Regions from separate parts of the Homo sapiens genome. Here all the other regions are linked to region 3. A link is a contact called in ENCODE Hi-C or POLR2A ChIA-PET data. All regions are on one chromosome and are shown on one strand. Each heading gives the region's core, a stretch centred on a gene start or an enhancer-like site at or near the end of the contact. The rest is flanking DNA. Distances are from core to core; before and after follow the strand shown.

The links. Hi-C counts contacts between places; a loop is a spot of excess contacts on that map. ChIA-PET counts read pairs that join two places held with the same protein, here RNA polymerase II (POLR2A). Pooled maps may share reads with other maps.
Region 1: a loop to region 3 is called in a pooled map, with 9 times the contacts of the local background. The contact joins two enhancer-like sites. A Hi-C loop is called at or near these places in 1 of 37 single-sample maps with no recorded cell type and 2 of 50 pooled maps. POLR2A ChIA-PET finds 5 or more read pairs at or near these places in 1 of 52 experiments (activated B cell).
Region 2: a pooled map shows a loop between it and region 3 (5-fold over the local background). The contact joins the promoter of WBP4 here to the enhancer-like site in region 3. A Hi-C loop is called at or near these places in 4 of 50 pooled maps. POLR2A ChIA-PET finds 5 or more read pairs at or near these places in 2 of 52 experiments (Caco-2 and activated B cell).

What each region holds. Positions count from the first base shown.
Region 1 is chr13:40,967,480-40,972,097 of GRCh38, forward strand. The region is part of intron 2 of ELF1 (E74 like ETS transcription factor 1); the gene reads right to left. Among named protein-coding and RNA genes, the nearest start is that of ELF1, 50 kb to the right of the region's middle. Within about 2 kb of position 2,317, at least 3 of the 41 ENCODE cell types and tissues checked have a DNase peak (open chromatin) inside an H3K27ac peak, as active enhancers do.
Region 2 is chr13:41,059,716-41,064,139 of GRCh38, forward strand. WBP4 (WW domain binding protein 4) reads left to right here and starts at 1,794. Exons shown (of 10, transcript NM_007187.5): 1 at 1,794-1,960; 2 at 2,929-3,001. The coding sequence starts at 1,959. TRE-TTC1-2 (tRNA-Glu (anticodon TTC) 1-2) reads right to left here and starts at 1,094; the gene lies at 1,023-1,094. It also overlaps a transcript of ELF1 not described here. RefSeq lists a silencer at 409-588.
Region 3 is chr13:40,586,480-40,591,218 of GRCh38, forward strand. All of the region lies in intron 1 of FOXO1 (forkhead box O1), which reads right to left. Among named protein-coding and RNA genes, the nearest start is that of FOXO1, 78 kb to the right of the region's middle. RefSeq lists enhancers at 3,230-3,289, 3,300-3,539. Within about 2 kb of position 3,317, at least 20 of the 41 ENCODE cell types and tissues checked have a DNase peak (open chromatin) inside an H3K27ac peak, as active enhancers do.

The DNA of each region.
Region 1 (4,618 bases), core at 1,067-3,566, 380 kb after region 3:
TAGTAAGCAATAAATAAAATGTTTTGATGATTAAAGCCCTTCAATATTTGATACGGATAGAAATAAACACTCTCAAAAACTGACTTACTACAATCTCACATGGACAGGCATGGTTTTGTTTTTATTTTTTTGAGACAGGGTCTTGCTCTGTCGCCTCGCTGGAGTGCAGTGGCGTGATCACAGCTCACTGCATCTGTGAACTCCTGGGCTCATGCAATCCTCCTGCCTCAGTCTCCCAAGTAGCTGGGACTATAGGCGTATGCCACCATGTCTGGCTAATTTTTTTTTTTTTGTAGAGATGAGGTCTCTCTATGTTGCCCAGGCTGGTCGCAAACTCCTAGGCTCAAGCAATCCTCTCCTGCCTCGGCCTCCCAAAGTGCTGGGATTATAGGTGTGAGCCACCATGCCTTGTCCTTTTTGTTTATTAATTATTTTTTGCTTTATTTATTATTTCTTTTGCTTTCTTTAACCTTTAAGCTTTGTTGGGATTTGATTTTGTTTTATTTTTAATGAGAATAGTCTTTTCAAAACATAGGTGAACAAACCTTAACCATCCACACTTAGCAACAACATTTAGCTTCAACTAAAAGCAAATGTTGATACATATGTGTGTTCACTTTGTGAAAATTCATAAACTGCATGCTTATTACCGACATACATTTTTATATTAATGCTACACTTCAATAAGAAGTTTAAAAAGCAGAGGTCCATCTGATGGGAGAAACAAAACTTCAAAACATCTTCAAAATACTATGATGGTATTCCTTCATTACCTCATATAAACCATGATAAAATTAAAGGAAATCGCTACACACAGTACATCTACATGGATAAACACACACAAAAAATTAGGGTGACTGGTGAACAAAGTGAAAAGTTGAAATCCTTTCAACAAATCCCCATGGCACATTTTTAATAATTATCTTTGGGAATAAATAATACAGAACATATTTATATTCCAAGAGTATGAAACATCATTGCTTCCTTTCCATATAGTGCCCCTCCTCAATGGTTTCTACTATTTCTAAATTCCAAAGTGTATTTTAAATGATTTCAGGAATTGATGTATTACACAAAGCAAGCTAGGATTGTACAATAGATTTCCAAAGCCCAGTACAAAGTTTTCTGTGAAGAATTCTTCATAGCCAAATTCTCCACATACTTTAAAAAAATATGCCACTAAAACAGCTCCAAATATTTCTGTTGATTAACTCAAGCTCCCTGTAAACACTTTCTATATTCTTTTTTTTTTTTTTTTTAGACAGGGTCTTGCTCCGTTGCCCAGGCTGTAGTACAGTGGCACAATCACAGCTCATTGCAGCCTTGACCTCTGGGGCTCAAGCAATCTTTCCACCTCAGCGACATGAATAGCTGGGAGAACAGGCATGTGCCACCACACCCAGCTAATTTTTGTGTTTTTTGTAGAGATGGGGTTTTGTCATGTTGCCCAGGCTGGTCTCAAACTCCTGGGCTTAAGCAGTCCATCTGCCTCAGCCTCCCAAAGTGCTGGGATTACAGACATGAGCCATTGCGCCCAGGGACCTATTCCTTATTATAAAATAAAAAGCAGTTTTAGCAACCAGGCAGAAAAGTTTATGTAGTTGTAGTACCCACTGCTCAACACATTGGTCTAAATTATAAGAACATCATAGTTTTACTGACTACAGGTGTAGTACATGAGTCTAGTTCTTAAAAATGTTATACATAAATGTATTTGGGAAAAAGTAAAAAATCGCACTAATCCTAGATATAATCAGTATAAAAGACAATTTACTTAATAGTCTTCCATATTCTCTTTTTCCTTTATGGTTCTTTTTCTCTCTTATACCCTAGCATAATGGTTAAGAGTTTGGGCTCTCTCAGGTCAGTCAATTTCAATACAAGTGGCACTTTACAGTTGTGTGTTTCTGGGTAACATGCATTCCTTCAACCTCTTTGAGATTCCTCATTATACATGTTTTCCTTACTTGTAAAATGGGGATAACAAGAGTTGTCACACCATACAGGCTTTTAAAGATGAAAATATAAAATGCATATCACGTGCAGGGCCTGGCAAGGGTAAGAGACAATAAGTGTTCATTAATTATTAAACAGCACATAAATTTTTAGATTAGCCTAGTGTTTATATGTGTGTATGCAAATTCTGCCAGGTTTTGGTATCAGTGTTATGTCAGTTTTGTAAAACTGAATTAGGAAACTCTCTCTGAACCGAAACTGTTTAAATTAGTTCATTAAATTTTTAAGACAGGGTCTCTGTCAGTGAGACTCCAGGCTAGAGTGCAGTGGCACAATCATGGCTCACTGTAGCCTCTACCTCCTAGGCTTGAGATCCTCCCACTTCCGCTTCCCAAGCAGCTGAGATCAGAGGTACAGGCTGCCACATCATGCTAATTTTTAAATTTTTTGTAGAGATAGAGTCTTACTATGTTGCCCGGGCTGGTAAAGTTGAAAATCACTCACTCACGAAACTATCTGGGCCTACAGGTTTTGTGCATGTGGGGATTGTTCCCTGGCAATTTCCTCAGTTTCTTTCATTGTTACTGGCACATTTTCAAAGAAAAAAAAATCTACATTATTACCATTCCAAAAACTTAAAATATTTCAATGCATTAGCTCAAATGATATAGCAAATCCTTATACTGTTCTGCATTATCCCATCATCCCTTAAAATATAAACAAACAAATCAAGTGTCGTCAAGATTAATGAGGAAATTAACGAACAGCTAAAAGACAAATTATCCTCTAGTTGATACTCTAAAAGAGTGTTACTAAATCAGAACTGGAATCTAGACTTATTTAGTAATTCAGCTAGGTTACTTTGAACAGTAATTACTCTGGATGCCTTTGTAAGCTTGCCCTACAAATCTATCACAGGTGAAAGATTCTAATACAGGTCTCCTAGTCACTTAGTAATAAATTCAAGATAACATTATACTATAGAAAACGGGAAAAATACGATCTCTATCATACAGTGACTTGTAAGAATCCAAGTGTATACAGAAAAGACTGTAAACTACAAAGAGCTGTACAAGATGTTAGGCAGTGTTATCTTTACATTGTATTCAAGACTAAGGCAAGTAATGTTTTCTTGGCATGGAGGTTAACATGCAAAGATGCTGCTTTGGATGTTAATCTTCGTGCCAAGTATGTTTGGATGTTAACCTCCGTGCCAAGAAAACATACTTGTCTCTATTAGCCTCCTTACACTTCCCAATGGCGTTTGTTCTCTAATATCCTCATTTTTATGGATTATGTACCTGCTATAAATGTCACATAGATAAACATGTGGTTTAATTAAGGGGAAAAAAGGATTCAAGTGTCTGGTCAATGTACTTTCAACTAAAAAAACTCACTACAGCGCTGTGTAAAAAGTGTTCTCTAGTCTCTGTCTTTGGGAGTCTTTCAATATAATAAACTATAAAATAGAATACAGTGGTACCCCTAATGTAGTGATGACGGAAGCAGCTACTATGTTAAGGACGTCATATGGCTTTATCCACTCAATCCCCACAACACTAGGCTATATATTATTGACACATACTAGTCACCCAGCCAGAAAAAGCTGAAATCTGAACCCAAGCAATCTGACTCTAGAGTCCACAAGTTTAACCACTACCAGTACAGGATCCTATAGATAAACTACTTAGAATTTATTACTAAGTCATAATGAAAGTCTCATTTCAATTAACGCTTGGATAAAAAATGTATATTATATATAGATTGATAGTTATCTTCTAAATGATCACTGTATTAGACCTACAGCTGAAACAAGTTTGTTTTCTTTTTCTTTTTTTTTGAGACAGGGTCTTACTCTGTCACCCAGGCTACAGTGCAGTGGCAAGATCACAACTCACTGCAGCCCCCACCTCCCAGGCTCAAGTGATCTTCCCAACTCAGCCTCCTGAGTAGATGGGACCACAGGCAGGCACCACAACACCCAGCTATTTTTTTAATAGAAACGGGGTCTCCCTATGTTGCCCAGGCTAGTCTCAAACTCCTGGGCTCAAGCGATCTTTCTGCCTTGGCTTCCCAGAGTGTTGTGATTGCAGGCATGCGCCACTGCGTCTGGCCAGTATTTGAGTGTTTCTGAAAAAATCCTGGCTTCTCTCTTGCACAGCACCATCAAAAACATAAAGGTCTAAGTAAAATGGTCTTTTCTCCAGAATTCCCCAAGATAATGTTTGAAATTCCATTGCAAATCCTTGTGGAGTTATTTTTTAACAAAGTCTAATCCTAGTGTAACTGTGTCATGACAATTGGCTTTCTTTAGTCTTTGCCTAGATTCTTCTTTTTGTAGCCAGGATAAATTACAATTTGGCCATACATCTCAAAAAGTAAGAGTCAATGAGAATGATCTGTTTTCTTATTGGAATGTCCACATTAAAAGCTTAATAGTATTGGTGGGTTGTGTATGTGTGGGTATATGTAAACAGAATCAGTTATGAGGTAAACAAACAGGTAGTTTTTTTTTGGGGGGGGGTATAGTAAATTTTAACCAGATGTAAATGTTTACTTTACTTACAAACTAAGTAGATTAATAAATATCAGAGTAGTCACTACCAGACAGGTAAGTGTTTTAAACATGCAGATTCCATATAACTCAAAGAATTTTAAAAAA
Region 2 (4,424 bases), core at 544-3,043, 470 kb after region 3:
GCTGACACAGCTGTCCCTTCTTTGTAATAAACACAGGGCTTCTATATTTAAAAATACAGTGAAACTTTGTTTTAACGTCCCCTCCCCAGTCTCCAGCCAATTTTCTCTTTCCCAAGCCCCACCTCCACCCCAGGATGTTTTGCCGTTGTTTTAATCAATTTTTTTCTTTAAATCAACCGCGCTCAAAATGTTAGACCCTTTGGAAAGTCGATATACTTATTTAAAGCCATCTCATCAGAGTGGTATTTTTCTCCTCCATAGCTCGTGGTGTGTATTTTTAAAGGGAAAGAAAAAAGATTCTCGTTCCCAAAGGCCTTTTTTCGAGGGTACTTTCCGTGACTGCGACCAGCGCCCCTTAAGTCAAGTTGGGAAGACCTCGCAGGCCGGCCTCGCGCTTGCTCAGGCGCCGCGGGTGGAGACGCGAGCGCACACGCGGCGGAAAGGGGCGCCGGGCGGCTGCGCGGCCGGGAAAGCGCGTCCCCCCGGGAGGGCGCGGAAGGCACACTGTGTTCCGTGGGGCCTCGTAAATACCCTGCGGCCAGAGAACCACTAGAGCTACTGGTCCGGGCGCGGGCTCTGGGGCGCCCAGGGCAGGGGGGTCAGCCCGTCCTGCATAGGAAGAGTCGCAAGAGCGGCTGAAGAGGGTGTGGGCCGGACGGGGGCGCTGGGAGGAGATAACGCAAGGCCGGAGTTAATCATCACCTCCCGGGCGTCTGGAAAACTACGGGCCGGAGGGGCGGGGGAGCAGCCCAGGGGAAAGTGAAACTCCCTCAGGGCCCACCAGCCCCGTGAGCCGGAGGCGGGAGGGAGAAGGATCGGAAGCGCATTCGCTTCTCCAGCAGGCACGGCGTGGCACTCGAGGCTCCAAAAGCCGCAGCCCAGCTCCTGGCGCCACTAACTACAGTAATGCTTATTTTCTACAAACTCACCCAGACGGGGACAAGAAAGGAGCCAGAACACAAGATTTAAAAAGTCAGCCCTCCAAACCGATAGTTGCAAAAAAAAAGAAAAATAAGGAAGCGTTCCCATACCGGGAGTCGAACCCGGGCCACCTGGGTGAAAACCAGGAATCCTAACCGCTAGACCATATGGGAAGTGCTATGAGAAACTGCCGTGACCCACCTGACAAGCATAAGTGCCTCTGCCTCCTTCGCCGCACCTCTCGCCACCGCCGCCTCTGCGCTACTGAAGCTGCTGCTGCCGCCGCCGCCGCCGCCGCCGCCGCCGCCGCTGCTGCTGCCCACACGCTCCCGAGCTAGGGAACAAGCCCCATCCGAGCGCGTGGGCGTCGTAGGGGAGAGGAGGGGCGGGGCCGCTCCGCTGCAACAGCAAAGTTTGAGGCGAAGCCTAGCGACTCGCAGCGCCGGTCCCGCAGTTTCACCTCTTTTTTTTTTAACTCCGCCAGAGGACCCCGACCCACAGGTCCCGGTTGCTCCGCTGGTCAAAGTGCGTGCGGAGTAGTTGGCAAAGTTGAGAGCGGAGACGTCTCTGGGAACAGCTGTTTGCGTTCCGGGCGGAGGCGGCGCGCTGAGCTCCTTGGCCTTGAGCCAGCGAGCCTAGAAGGAGGATGGAGGTTTTGGGCCCCAGGGGAGGACACAGAGACGGCGGGATGGCGCAGGGACTTGAGGCTTGAGATCCCGTCCTTCAGCTCAGGTCCCGTCGCGCTTTTACCCCTTCCCGGTGACCTCAACCCCTTTATACCGACCCCACCTCTTTGGAGCCGGGAGTACCGCCCCTGTAGGGGGAGGGGAGAGGAGGCGATTTCGAACGCGGATTGGATCGTCTGGGCACCCGTAGTTGGGAACAGCGGAACGCTGGTCCCGGGGACTGAGTAAGGTGTCTGGATCGGAGGGAGGTTCGGGTGGGCATCGGGCGGCTGGAAGAGCTCGACTCGTCCCGCTGGGAAAGCGCGAGTCTGAGTGGAACCCTGGACGACTTGCAGAGCGGCTGGCGCAGTCATGTGAGTTGGGTCTCAGGCCCTGAACAACGAGGTGTTGTTTCTCTGGGCCGCCCTTTCTCGCCCGGGTCTTCCCCTCCTCTCCTCCCGCCCTTCGGCCGGGGGCGTGACAGACGCGTTCTTAACTCGCTCGGGACCGGCCCCAGACCTGCAGGGCCGGTTCTCAGGGCGGGGTAGAAATGTTACCCCGCTGAACGCCCTGGGGTATGGGGCACGGGCTCTAGGGGGAGGCCGGCGGCCGGTTCAGGGGGCTGGTTGGACGGCCGCGGGTGAAGCGACGCAGTGCTCTCTCTACGACGCTGTCGGGGGTCGCATGCACCCCTTGGGTTTCCGAAGCCCCTGAACCCTAGGGTATTGTGAAACTAGGGCTGGGCTGCGGCCTCCCCCGCCCACTGGAAGCGGCCAGCCCTGGATAGCGTAATGGTTTTTTTTTTTTTTTTTTTTTTTTTTTTGTCGGCCGTCTACGAAGTCCCATGGCTTTTCCAGTTCTCTCTTGCCTTGAGGCTCAAGAACAGTTTGTTTTAACTGAGAGTCTGGGAGGAACTACAGTTTTCCCCAGAGTAGTCTTGTACGTTGTTCTCTTGGTGGGAATAACTTGATTTAAGGCAAACTTTATGAGTTTCTTCAGGTTTCCATTACAGCAACCTCCCCCAAAGCCAGAAAGGATAAATGTTCTTCTAAGATGTTCCTTAGTTTTTCATAACGATGACGATAACAAGTGAGGAATTTTTGAAAGCCATTTTATTGAAGGGAGTTTTGTAATGAATCAGATACAGACTTTTTCTACTCCGCTGGCAACAGAATTTCAATTGACTGTGCTCCAACCAGATAAATAATAAAACGACTATACATAACAAGACAAGATTCAGTAGCAGGGGCATATATTTCAAACTTTAAAAACTGTAAAGCATGCAGAATTTAACCTTTTTTAAGTTTTACATGAGCTTAGCCTTGTTGTCTCTCTTTTTCAGGGCGGACTACTGGAAGTCACAGCCAAAGAAATTCTGTGATTACTGCAAGTGCTGGATAGCAGACAATAGGCCTGTATGATAATTCCGCTGTTAGAGATTCTAATAATAATTGTGTTGAATGAAGTGCTCCTTTTTGATGTAAACTCAGTTTACAAAGCACTTTTATGTACATTGCTCTTGCATTTTCAAAACATCAGAAGATTTCTGTCTTCTCAGTCCCCTATGAAAGCTGTGAGCCTTCTTCCTTTTCATCAACCTGACTTTGATTATATATTAAATTATTTCTCTGTGGCCTTTTGGGAAATGGGCAATGAGTTGGTCATATCATTCATGTTATGAAGCACCTATATTATAATGGTGGTGTTCATAATACTGTCATACCCAAAGAATTGTGGAAAGCCCTTAAAAAATAAAAGCAACATGTTTAGTTTTTCTTGTATATTTTGTGGTCTAGAAATAATCAAGTGTATTTAATGCAGAGCTGTGTATCTTTAGATGCTTAAATTTGAAAGAACACCATTATTTCCTTTCTCATGAAACAAAGTAACAACTCTGTTAGGTATGTTGTTAGTCTGTCTCATAGTTGAGATCCAGTTTTGAAGATGTAAAGCAAAAAGCACACCGCTGATTTTTCTCCCCTCTTGCATGTCAAAATACTATGTACATACCACATAAACACTAGGGTATCTGTTAAATATATTTTATGTTGATACCGTTTTTACTTGGCAAAGTTGGATGCACAAAGAATAGTAGTCTCATATTTTAACAATGCTGTGGATTTCTTCTGTAGACATTTATTTCCTGTTACCTGCAAGGTGTTTAGGATTTGGATTTTTTTTTGATGTTTTGGTCTTTTTGGATAGTTGCTAAAGTTCTTCACTATTTTACCTAGGCTATCCTTATAAATAAATACCATGAATTTTTAAAACCACACAGGTCACTTAAAGTCTCTCTTTCTTGGAGGTACCTAGGCTGTAAAATGAATTTTGTGAGTTATCTAGAGTAAGTAATCCCTTCCAGTGTAGTCTGTCTTTATCTTCTTGAGTTGGTAATACACATTGATTTAACCTTTAATTAGAAACAAAATTAATTTAATTTTGAATGGTCCTTTAATATTGTATTCTTTGTGTAGTGTAATCAACTTTAGGAAACGCAATGTATGAAAAACAGGAGGATTATCTGCTTTACAAAGTCACACTTTAAAGATGAATTCATGGTAGTATTTTAAAATAGCTCAGTTAATGCATCATGTAAGATTTGATTGACAGAACTTATTTTGCAGAGCTTGTGAGGAATTTCTTACTGCATTTAACTAGAAACTTGTAATTTAGGGAGCATTTCTGATTGTTTAAATAGATAATTGCGCTCACTCACCAGCCCCTGTCCCCAGTCATCTAGTGGCCATCACTCCCCATAGGTTATCATTTTTTTTTTTCATTTTCTTGCCTATCCTTCCATTGTTTCTACATGCATGTAGACACAAGTTCTTATTCCAG
Region 3 (4,739 bases), core at 2,067-4,566:
GAGGCACCCCCTTGTGAAGCTGTTCAGCAGCCTGCACAGAAGATATGACTCTTGCAGTCTGGAATAAAAGGCACCAAATGGGAAATAGTGTGTAGGGATAAAAGGTACCAAATGGGAAATAGTGTGTAGTATCAGTTTTGACAATTTTTGTAACCAAGTAACTTTTGAGCAAGTTACTCATTTCTCATTTGCTTATCAACAGAATGATCATGGAATGCTAAACCTCTACAGGGTGCAATCTTAAGGAAATGTTACTACTTAAACCTTTTACCTGCACAAGACTGCCCCTCTGTCTTTCCTCTCTGATGGGTACGGAAGTTACTGACATGCAAAGTCAGCACAAGGGAACCGTGGCTCAGGCAAACGAGGAAAAATGAATTTAGATTATGTTTACAGCCAAGGAAAGGAGACACGTTGAACAATCCTCTACTGGAAACATTGCTAAAGTGTTTTTAAACTGAAGATTATACCACCACTTAAGATATTTTTTGTCTGCTATTTTACCCAGCATATTACAAAACTGCATCTAGGACTGAAATAGCAGATTGCCTCAAGAGCAAATGACAATATTTGTACCAGAAATGTTGGCAACCAGCAGCACAGATGGGTTTCTGCACAGCAATCTTCAAACTGGGACTCCAAGAATAACTCCACCTACTGCACCAATGTTAAATTGCTGAATCCAAAGTCAGAAGGGCTCATTATTCCATATTTTTCCACCACCTTCTTCCCAAAGGCACGTGTACCTGCCTGACCTCCTCTGCCTGAGAAGGGCTCAGAACAAAGTAAAAAAAAAAAAAAAAAAAGTGGGAGTGGGCAGGGCGGAGCAGGAGACCACAATAAGAAGCAAATACGAACAGATAGTGAAAGATTGATTATCCGTGAAAGGAAGGAAAACAAAAATGACTGGAAAGTCCAGATAAGCCAAACAGCTATTTACATGACTAGTTTTAAACTTCCCCTTCAAATACAAATAAGAAAAAATAAAGATTTATCTTAATTTCATCTCCTCTCCAAGGCTGGGTACCCTTGCTTGAGGAGTCAAATAAAAACTTATTTTTGCTAAAAGACTCAAGGACAGAGAGAGAAGCTGCCATTAACCATGTTGATTACTAGGATGGCCCCAAAGACAGTCCATCTATACCTAAAGCACGGCTCAAGTGCTTGGAGAAAATCTTTGTTGCTTCTTCCACATCTGCTCTTCCTGCCTGCCAACTGAGATGCACTGTTCTCCCTCCATTCCTCTGCATTTCTACCGAATGGTCTGGAAAGCCAAATGAAACGGAAGTCTTCACTTAATGAGACATTAATTATGAAGTCCATCCAACTAAAGTGCTGTCTTCAGTGTTCACAGTAGCCTCTCCCCACCTTTTAAAAGGGCCAGAGGGTTGATGGTGGTAATGGGTCTCTGCCTCTGTGCCACCCTAGGTTGACTTCCAGGGGTAAACTTTAAGGCCTTTCATGTGAAAGAGAGTCAATGCACTAACATTTTCGGGCTAGAACGGCACTTTTCAAATTGCATAACACAGAGTACAGAGCACTACTGCATTATGCTCCATATCCTCACATCTGCTATGGTGCGGGAGGAAGCCCAGGATAGAAAGGATTCAATTCAATTAACAGAACCTTGGGAGTTCAGGCAAGCAGAATCCTACATTTAAATAAATGCCCATTTAACCCTAAAGAAACTGAGTAGAGGAGGATTAGGGAGTGCTCATCTTCCACCTTTCCTCTCCAACAATCAAGGTGTTCCTTGCTCAGGCTCTACTTACAATTCCCTGAACTGCACAGTCAGGAAGTTTGAGTGTATCTGCACAAGACTTCTCTAGCTTCATTACCAAACCTTGAGTCACCTGAATCCGAACAGGCCAACTGATGTTTTAAGTGGAACAAAATTCCCTGCCTACCTTTTCTTTTTCCATTTATTGGGCTAAAAAGGTAGTGAAAATGTGGGCGGTTAAACCCTCCATAACCATCACTAACAGAAGCAAACAAATGTTCACAGAATCCCAAAGTCCAGGAACAAATTATATTTAAGTTTTCACCCTTAAACTGAGTTTAAGATTTTGGGGGGGACATTTACTCCAAGCCAAAAAGTTATCCTAAGAAGACCCCTCACTTACAGGGGCTGGGAAGCACTATGATTATTTTCCTGTTATCCATCTAATCTCAACCCACCCCGGCAGAGGCCCCAGCCTAATGAACAACCCTCAACCAAATCTTCCTGAAAGAATTCAGAATGAGCAACTATGGAGGTCTCCTTGGTAGAATAAAGGGCCTGTCCCTCATAAAGACAACATAAAAAGAGTCAAGGACACAAGTGATTTAAAAGTGTCACTGATTGACCAGGAGTGATGACTCACTCCTGTAATCCCAGCACTTTGGGAGGCCGAGGTGGGCAGATTGCTGGAAGTCAGGAGTTCAAGACCAGCCTGGCCAACATGGTAAAACCCCATCTCTATTAAAAATGCAAAAATTAGCCAGGCATAGTGGTGCATGCCTGTAATCCCGGCTACTTTGGAGGCTGAGGCACAAGAATCACTTGAATCCAGCAGGCAGAGGTTGCAGTGAGCCTGAGATCGAACGACTGCATTCCAGCCTGGGCGACAGAGCGAGACTCTGTCTAAAAAAAAATAAATAAGTAAATAAATGAAAGTGTCACTGATGCCAACTGTCCATAAGACAGTCAAGGCAGACCATCAAGAAATGGCTGCAAGAATATTCTACATTCAAAGACATCTCAAAAGTAACTATCTATTCACATAAACAGTTTAATACAACTCAATCCAATTCTTGCCAATTCTAAACAAGAAAAGACTGGCATAAAATATAAATCTTCTCCCCAATCAAGGCCAACAATGAAATTAAAGAAAAAAAACTCTCACATGAGTACAGTCTGTATTATTTATAGAAACAACTTTCATATCCATTTCAAGTTACTTAAATTCAAAACTTGCTAATAATAGAAACAGTATGTAAGTGTCACTAAAACCGGAAACTGCTGCAAAATAACAGAATATTTCAGAGTCAAATTCAAGGATCTGTGTTGTAAAATATTTCGTCTTTGTTACTCTATCAGCATTTAATTTATAAAAAGTGAACATGTTCTACTTTGGTTAATTAACCACTAACATAAGTCAAATAATGAATGCTGCTGCCTCCTAAATTAATCAGAATAGATTAACAGAATCCTTTGAGCTTATTGTTTCAGAACAAATTTCAAAGCCACCACAGTAACTTTCTGGAAGTTAAGAAAGAGGAAATGTGCTTCTCATGTCAACAGCAGAGCAGTTTTCAGGAGTCCCATTGTTTCAGTGCAGGGAGCTCAGCTGTCCTGGACTGTCCTGAGTCAAGACAGGAAGAGCTGTCAGACTTCTGGGGCTGATCACTCAAGCATGACTGGACAAGACCAGAAGCAGCAGATGTTTAAAGGGTGATGGGAAACAACTATGCAAAGAAGGAAACACTAGTAACTTGAAGAGTTACCAAAGCCTCACTCTGTTGACATAATTTGCAATCAATAAATACGTTTTAATAAAAGTCTGCAAGTTTGTACGATGGGAGCCTCTCTCTCCCTGCTGCTGTGGCCCCTACCCAACTCCTCCCAATAACAGCAGTACTATTTTACAACCCCTAGAGCAGGTCTTAAAATGTAAGAGAGATTTTAAAACCATCATTTCTGTCCAAGAATGACTATTCTGGCATAGTGACGCAAAGAAAAGCCATTCAGATAAACAAGAAACCTATTCTCCAAGAACAAGGAATTGGATTAGACTAGTAATATCTAATAACATCTAAGCCCAATGATGCAAACAAAACAACACAACAGGAATGTGTACTATACTATGGGCCAAATGCCGCAAACAGAAACCTTCTCCTTGCTAAGACTCTTCGGTCTCTTCTTACATAAAGACTCCAGGCAATTACTGTCCCCAAAATAGCTTTCTTTCCAAAATGACCATTAACCAAATGCCCCTCTTGCGGAGTTACAGAAGAGGATAGATGTCAAGTGTTCCATCAAGTGGAACAAGAACTAAAATATGGAACCTTGAAACCACAACTGCTGATATACCAAGGATGAATCCCAATAAACCAGAAAACTCACTCAAAAGTTTAGTTTTCCATCTCCACAGCATGGGTTATCCCAGCAGTCTCAAAGGCTCACACCTGTTTCACTGGCTCAGCTTTGCCGTCAACGGGAGATGTGGAGATATGCTGCAATATCGTTCCAGTTTCAATAACATACCACGCTGGACTAATGCCTTCTGTGTGGCTTTTTTTTTCTTTTTTAAGAATATCAAAATGCTAGGGGCTTGAGAGAGATTTAAACATTTCACCTGGTACAAGTAGCATTAGGACTTTCAAAAATACCAAATTGTTCACATCACAATGTTTCACTTAACGCTACACTTTACGAGCTGGCCATCAAAATCCTCTTCTACTTCATACCTACTCTCCTCATTTATCACTTTCTGGTTTCTAAGGTACTAAAGTATTGAAAAAGAAAAACACAATGCTCAGGTTCTGGAAGGCCTCTCGGAGGATGGGGCCTGGGGACAGATGGAGGACCCCTTTATACCAAAGGCAAGAGGACTAGCAGTCCCAAGTGGAGAGGGAGGACTGCTTCAGAGTTCAACAGAGGTCCATCGTTTCTGATCTGCAAATCAGCTCAGAAATAAAAGAGACTCTTCCTGCCAAAAAAAATACAAAGCAAGAAGGGGAGCAATGAGAAATCCAAC